Linked DNA regions of Homo sapiens: region 2 is linked to region 1. A link is a loop called in an ENCODE intact Hi-C map of the cell type or tissue named here. Cell type or tissue: prostate gland. All regions are shown on one strand. Links, peaks and the distances in the headings refer to the core of each region. The heading gives the core; the rest is flanking DNA. Region 1 overlaps PRDM11 (PR/SET domain 11). Region 2 has its middle 23 kb from the start of LINC02696.

Region 1 (2,906 bases), core at 111-2,610:
TCCCATCCACAGGGGCCATCGGACAGACTGCTCCTTGCAGCCGGACACAGGGAGGGGGCCCAGCCTCTGCACATGTGGGTCCTGCTTTCTGGTGACCAAGGGTATGGGCTGATCCCTGTGGCAGGATTAAATGATGTATGGGCTGACCCTACTGACAGGCAAGCCCTCCCTGCCTGGATCTGCGGACTCAACTCAGAACCACCCCCCAGGAAGGTGATGGGGAGGACAGACAGGTTTATCTTACAGTTACCTCATGCCTCCCAGGGGTCCTGGGGGCTCACTTGGGCCAGCTTGGTAAGAGTCCTGTGTCTCTTGGCAGTGTTTGGTGGGACAGCAGCCATCCCCTGAGATCCCAGAGACCTGTCTAGCATGGCCAGTGTTGGAAGGAGTGAGACCCGGCGAGGTGATGCTGCTCCTTCCCTCCCAGGTCCCCGTTCTGCCAAGCCCCTGGCCGAGTGCTGCCGCAGCTGGCCACTGCCAGGAAAAGGAGGGCTGTGAGCCTGCCATGGGGGTGAGCGGGCTCTGCCTGATGGCACACTCGGGCTCCCTGCCAGCCCAGGTTACCTTTGGTGGCCTCATTACATTCAGTCTCAGGGAGATGGAGGGGTGAGCGGAGCAGGATGCAGGGAACAGGCTTTACTGGATGCTGACCCCCCCATTTTTTCTTATCACGGGGTGGAATCCTCTTAAGACTTAGGAAAACACTGATTCACAGGAAGCCAGCAGACCCGGGTTCAAGTCCTGCTTCTGAATTGAGCTCAGGGCCACCTTGGTTTTCAGAGCTTACTTTCTGCATTGCAAGGAAGTTGAACTAAATGGTCTCCATGTTCTTTTCCAGTCCTAAACATCTGACTCTGTGAACTGCCACCTGTCAGGAGCCCCAGCCAAACAGGAAGCAAGTGGATCACAATGGCAGGGGGCCCGGGAAGGGAAGGTGCAAGTGAGTCTTTGCAAAGCACCTTCCCATGGGCTGAGCCACGGCTGCTTCCCTGGGGCCCCTCCTGCCTGGCTCCCACCACTCACGAGCCGGTCAGGCAGACGGCCTCTAGTGGGGACTGCAGCTGGCGGGGCACGGGGGAGATGTGCAGAAGTGGAAAGGAAGGGTTGCAGTCCCTGCGGAGGCCTTTAGTGCTCCCCCTTCTGCTGAGCCCCAACTAGAACTCCAGCCCCAAGGGACACCCGCCTCGGCCGCTGGGGCCCTGGCTTCAAAGTGCATGTGAGACACAGGAAGTAGAGAGGAAAGGCAGGGACAAGTACAGAGGGAGAAGAGGGGTGGGGAGCGGGTGGCGGAGCAGCCAGGAGGATGGAGAGGGAGCTGAGAGGCAGCACACAGAAAAGTGGGGGCAGGCAGCGTGGCTCAGGCAGGGGAGTAATAATAGAGGAACAAAGCAGTCAGGACCAGACACAGAAAGGAACTGATCTTTCCATGGCCCGGCCCGGGCCTTCACAGCTTGGCCGCCTCGTCTCCAGCCCCCTCCCCCGCGCTGCTACACTTGGGCTTTCCTGGCTTCTCACTGTTCCTGGAACGTGCCAAGCGCCTTCCTGATGCGGGGCCTCGTACATGCTGTTCTCTGCCTGCGCGCCTCCCCTCCCCTTCTCCGCGCCCCACGCTGCTGCCTGGCCTGGTTAACTCTTACTCTTCACATCCTAGTCCGCTGGACTTCTTCAGGGAGCCCTCCCCAGTCCCCAGTGGAGCCAGTTTTACCCACTCCTTAACTCTCAGACAGAGCTGCTACATAACCTGCAGGGTCAAATGCAAAATGAAAACGTGGGGCCCCTGGCTCAAAAACTATGAAGAATGTCCAGATGGCGACAGCAGAGCCTGAAACCCCGCGGCCCCTGTGACTGTTCAGGTTGCATGCTCATGAAGTCAGCCCTGCTCTCGGGACCTCCTGGACTCCTGTGTCCTCCATCCCTTCGTTTCCAGTTTACTCGTGCAATTATTTAACGTTGGTTTATTCCTAGGAGTCCAGGGTCTCCCCAAGAGCAGGGCCTGCGTGGGGTTTACACACAGCTGTCTTCCCAGCTCCTAGCACGGCTCTGGCACGGAGATGCTCAGTAAATATTCGAGAATGAATGCAAAAAGGGATGGAGAGGAGAAGAGTGGGAGAAGGAGGGGAGGATGGAAAGAGTGGGCTGGACAGAGAGGGACAGGAGAGAACCAGAGGGAAAGTCGGTGGGAGACTGTGGACTGTAAGCTGGGGGGCAGGCAGCCGGCTGGGTGGCGGGGGGGACTGGTGATACTCACAGCTGGTCGAAGGGCTGTCGGTGCCATCCAGTTCCGCCCTGGGGAAGCCGCGCCCTGCACGGGCCGTGAGCAGCGCCGACTTGATGGCCCTCTCGTGGGCCGTGAGCACGATGGTGGGGGCCCGGCCCCCGGCCCCAGGGCCCGACAGGGACTGCTGCATGAAGGCCAGCTTGTCCTTGGTCCTCCGTTTCATGTCATCCCATCTGTGCTTAATGTCCTTGACGGAGCGGGGCACCTGGCTGACGGAGGTGATTTTCCGGGCTATGCCTTCCCAAATCTTGTCCCTGTCAGCATGGGACAGCCGCATGGTCTCCCTCCCAAAGAGCACTGCTTCATGGTGGGTCACCTCTGTGACAAGAATGTCCAGCTCCTCCTTGGAGAACTTGGGCTTCCTCTTACGCTCAGCCAGGTGTGCCACATTCCTTGGGTTGAATATCCCACAAAGCACAATTGGGTAAATGACCGTCAATGCAGGTGGTTCTCCTTCCTAATTGCTGGCCCCCAGCTGGGGAGCCAGGAGGCACCTGGGGCAACCTGGCCCCCACCACACCCTCCTCCTACTGAGAGGTCCCTTCCACTACTCCTCGGAGGGGAGGGTGGAAAGAAGAGACGGCGTTACATGGGAGGGAGCACTGAACTCAGAGTCGAAGGCCTTGGT
Region 2 (2,906 bases), core at 296-2,795, 120 kb before region 1:
ATCTCAAAAAAATGAACAAATAAATAAATATAAATAAGGAAGCCCAAATAAAAAAAATTATAAATGAAGAAAATCGCTCAGAAATACATCCTGAGTTCCAGAGAGAGGATTGAAGTGGAGAAAATATGTCAACGAAAAGCTTTCAAATTTAAGTTCTGAAAAGGCTCATGCAACTGGAACCTGGAGATGCTATTAGGCAAGGGGTCTTAATGATTTTGGTCGGCACGTGCCCCCTGCCCCCTTTCTTTCATGCTAACAGAGCCCTGGTTTTTGTCTCTGTTAGAAGGCCAGATCCCTTCATCTCAGGAAGGGTAGGTCCTTTGCAGGCATTGGTCCAGGGTCCACCATGTGACCTCATTCCGGCCAATGAGATAGGAGAAGCCTCCTGCAGGGCTTCCGGGAAATATTTTCTTTCTGGGCACAGGAATCACGGCAGAAGAAAGTCTTTTCTCTCCCCCTGCTCCTTACTTCCTGTCTTAAATGTAGGCTGTGTGTAGATGTGACTCATGGAATCGAGGCTGCCATCTTGTGATCAGGAGAGAAGACCAAGAGAACAGCGGGAATGTTATGGTTATGTGAGACAGCTAAATATCTTTATTAGTGAAGTCGGAGGTCAGCAAACTTGTTCTTTCAAATGGACACATAGTAAATATTTTCAGCTTTCCAAGCCGCAACCACTCAACTCTGACATTGTCACGGGAAAAGAGCCCTAGATAAGTACATAAACAAATGAGTGTGGCTGGGTTCCAACAGAACTTTATTTATAGAAACTGAAATTTGAATTTCATATAATGTTCATGTGTCACAAAATATTATTTATTCTTTTGATTTTTTTCAACAATTTAAATTGTAGAAATCATTCTTAGCCCACAGGCGGCACAAAAACAGATTTGGCAAGTGGGTTGTCGTTTGCCGACCCTGGATCTACTCACCGTCAGTTGTGTTTTCTGTTTCCTGAAGCTGAGTGCCTTCTGGATGATGCTGTCATTTAACCTTCTGTTTCCCAGATGACAACGCTGAGGTCCAGAGAGGCGACAGACAGAACGTTCCCAGGGTCCCAGAGCTTGTTAGTGTCAGAGCTCATAAATCTAAATCTCAAAGCTCCTAACATCAAGTCGAGGATGTTTCCCCGGTACATAAACCCGTTTCCTACTCATTTACACACATTTCTTGCTTTTTCTTCTAGGCTGTAACATTTTCCTTTGTGTCTGTGACTGCGTTTCATTCATACAAAGTGTATAAAGAGCCAAGAGGCTACCAACCTTGATTAAGGACCTACCACATTCCAGACACTTTACATTACTTAATCCTACAACAGTTGTGAGGTAGATGTTATTATGCCCACTGCACAGATGGGGAAATAGAGGCTCCGAGAGGACAGAACCACGCCCAACTTCACCCAGGGAGTAGGTGGTGGTCCCAGTCCCACCAGTGCCCTTCCTGCTGAATCTAGCTGTCTCCCACGCTTCACTGCTCGACTCTGGGTGTACCCTAATGAAGAAGACATGGCCCCTTTTCTCTGGCCACTGAATATTTTCCTTTCTGAAGTGGTTCTTGGCAGGGCTAATATATTAGAAACAGTGGCGGGAGAGTGGGGGCGGCGGTGGGGATGATGAAGTGCCATTCACCATCTCGTCCACTAGAGGGCAGAAAGAGGCCATGTTTCTGTAACAATTCTGCACCTTAACTCCCTGGTTCCGTTGAATTCATTCACAGGTTCATGGGAAACTTAGGGGAAATAATATGTTTCAGCCTTTTATTCCAACCTCCTCATTTTTCTGATGAGAAAAACGGAATCCCACAAGTGTCGTGTTGTTTACCCAGGGTCAGACATCGTGACTCATTAAATCAACAAATGTTAATTGAATGTTCATTGAGTCAATCCATGTCACTGCACAAACACTCATGGGTGATGGAGACACAAGAGTGGCAGGAGAGACGTGGCCCCTTCCCACACCAAGGCTGCAGGCGAGTGGAGCACAGGGGCAATGAGAAGTGATCAGATCAACACAATTATCAGCAATTGTGGGGAGGGGGTTAAGAGATGGAGGGACAGGAACAAGATCTGTGTGGAGGTGGCATTTCCCCCGAGCCTGAAGATGAAGAGCAGCCAGGCTTTCAAGGAGCTGGGGGCCAAGAATTCCAGGAATAAGGAACCACAAGAGGGAGACTTCTTGGCTTGTGCTAGAGCCTGGCAGACAAGGACCAGCAGCATGACTTAGTTGAGTCAGGGAAGGAAGGGGGTGTAAGAGACCTAATGTCATGATAATCATTAGCACTGAAGCTTCACTATGTACCGAGCTCTACGGAGCCGGTGCATTTGCTCATGCATCCTCCCCACAAATCTCTGCTTTGCAAACACAATTACTCCCATTTTATAGCCTCAGAGGGGTTGAGCCACTTGGCCAAGGCCATGCAGCCTGAAAGTGGTCTAGCTGGGACTTGAACCTGCACCTGTCTGACTCCAGCACCCAAACTCATCCTCACTATTCCAATTAAAGGCAGAGCTAATACTAAACCCCTGAGATCCCGTCTCGTGGCCAGGACTCTCTCCATAACCCTGTCCTTCTCTTGCCTTTGAGGAAAGCATACTTCACTGTCAGTTCTTCAGCCTGGGTGGCAGGGATGAAGGCAGAAGTTAAATAATAAAGAGGAAAAGGTTTTTTTCTAGAAATCAATGACTAAAGACTGGGAAGAGAATTCCTAAAACTCAAGTCAAGGACTGTCTCCTTTCGAAAACGGTGTGTACGAGAACATACGGCTCTCTGACCATCCACACAGACTCATGAGAAGGAGAGGAAGGACACCTCTCACTTCTGAACACTGCCTTGAAGCTTAGAGAAGTCAGATGTGACTCCCGAAGCTGAGCCGACATTCCAGGGCTCCTGGGAAATGTATCAAGTTGT

Evidence for each region. Hi-C counts contacts between places; a loop is a spot of excess contacts. Peaks named below come from ENCODE experiments on the same cell type or tissue, not always from the same donor. Only the 100,000 strongest peaks of a DNase experiment are listed, where the experiment ranks them.
Region 2: a loop joins it to region 1, with 3 times the contacts of the local background. A loop is called at or near these places in 4 of 110 quality-filtered maps.

What each region holds. Positions count from the first base shown.
Region 1 is chr11:45,208,638-45,211,543 of GRCh38, reverse strand. All of the region lies in intron 5 of PRDM11 (PR/SET domain 11), which reads right to left. Among named protein-coding and RNA genes, the nearest start is that of PRDM11, 63 kb to the right of the region's middle. RefSeq lists enhancers at 1-648, 649-1,396, 1,397-2,144. In prostate gland, for the core only: no CTCF peak of the experiment used is centred there; DNase peaks (open chromatin) are centred at 913 and 1,533; H3K27ac peaks cover 2,481 bases.
Region 2 is chr11:45,331,324-45,334,229 of GRCh38, reverse strand. No RefSeq gene overlaps it. Among named protein-coding and RNA genes, the nearest start is that of LINC02696, 23 kb to the left of the region's middle. In prostate gland, for the core only: a CTCF peak has its summit at 1,711; a DNase peak (open chromatin) is centred at 1,626.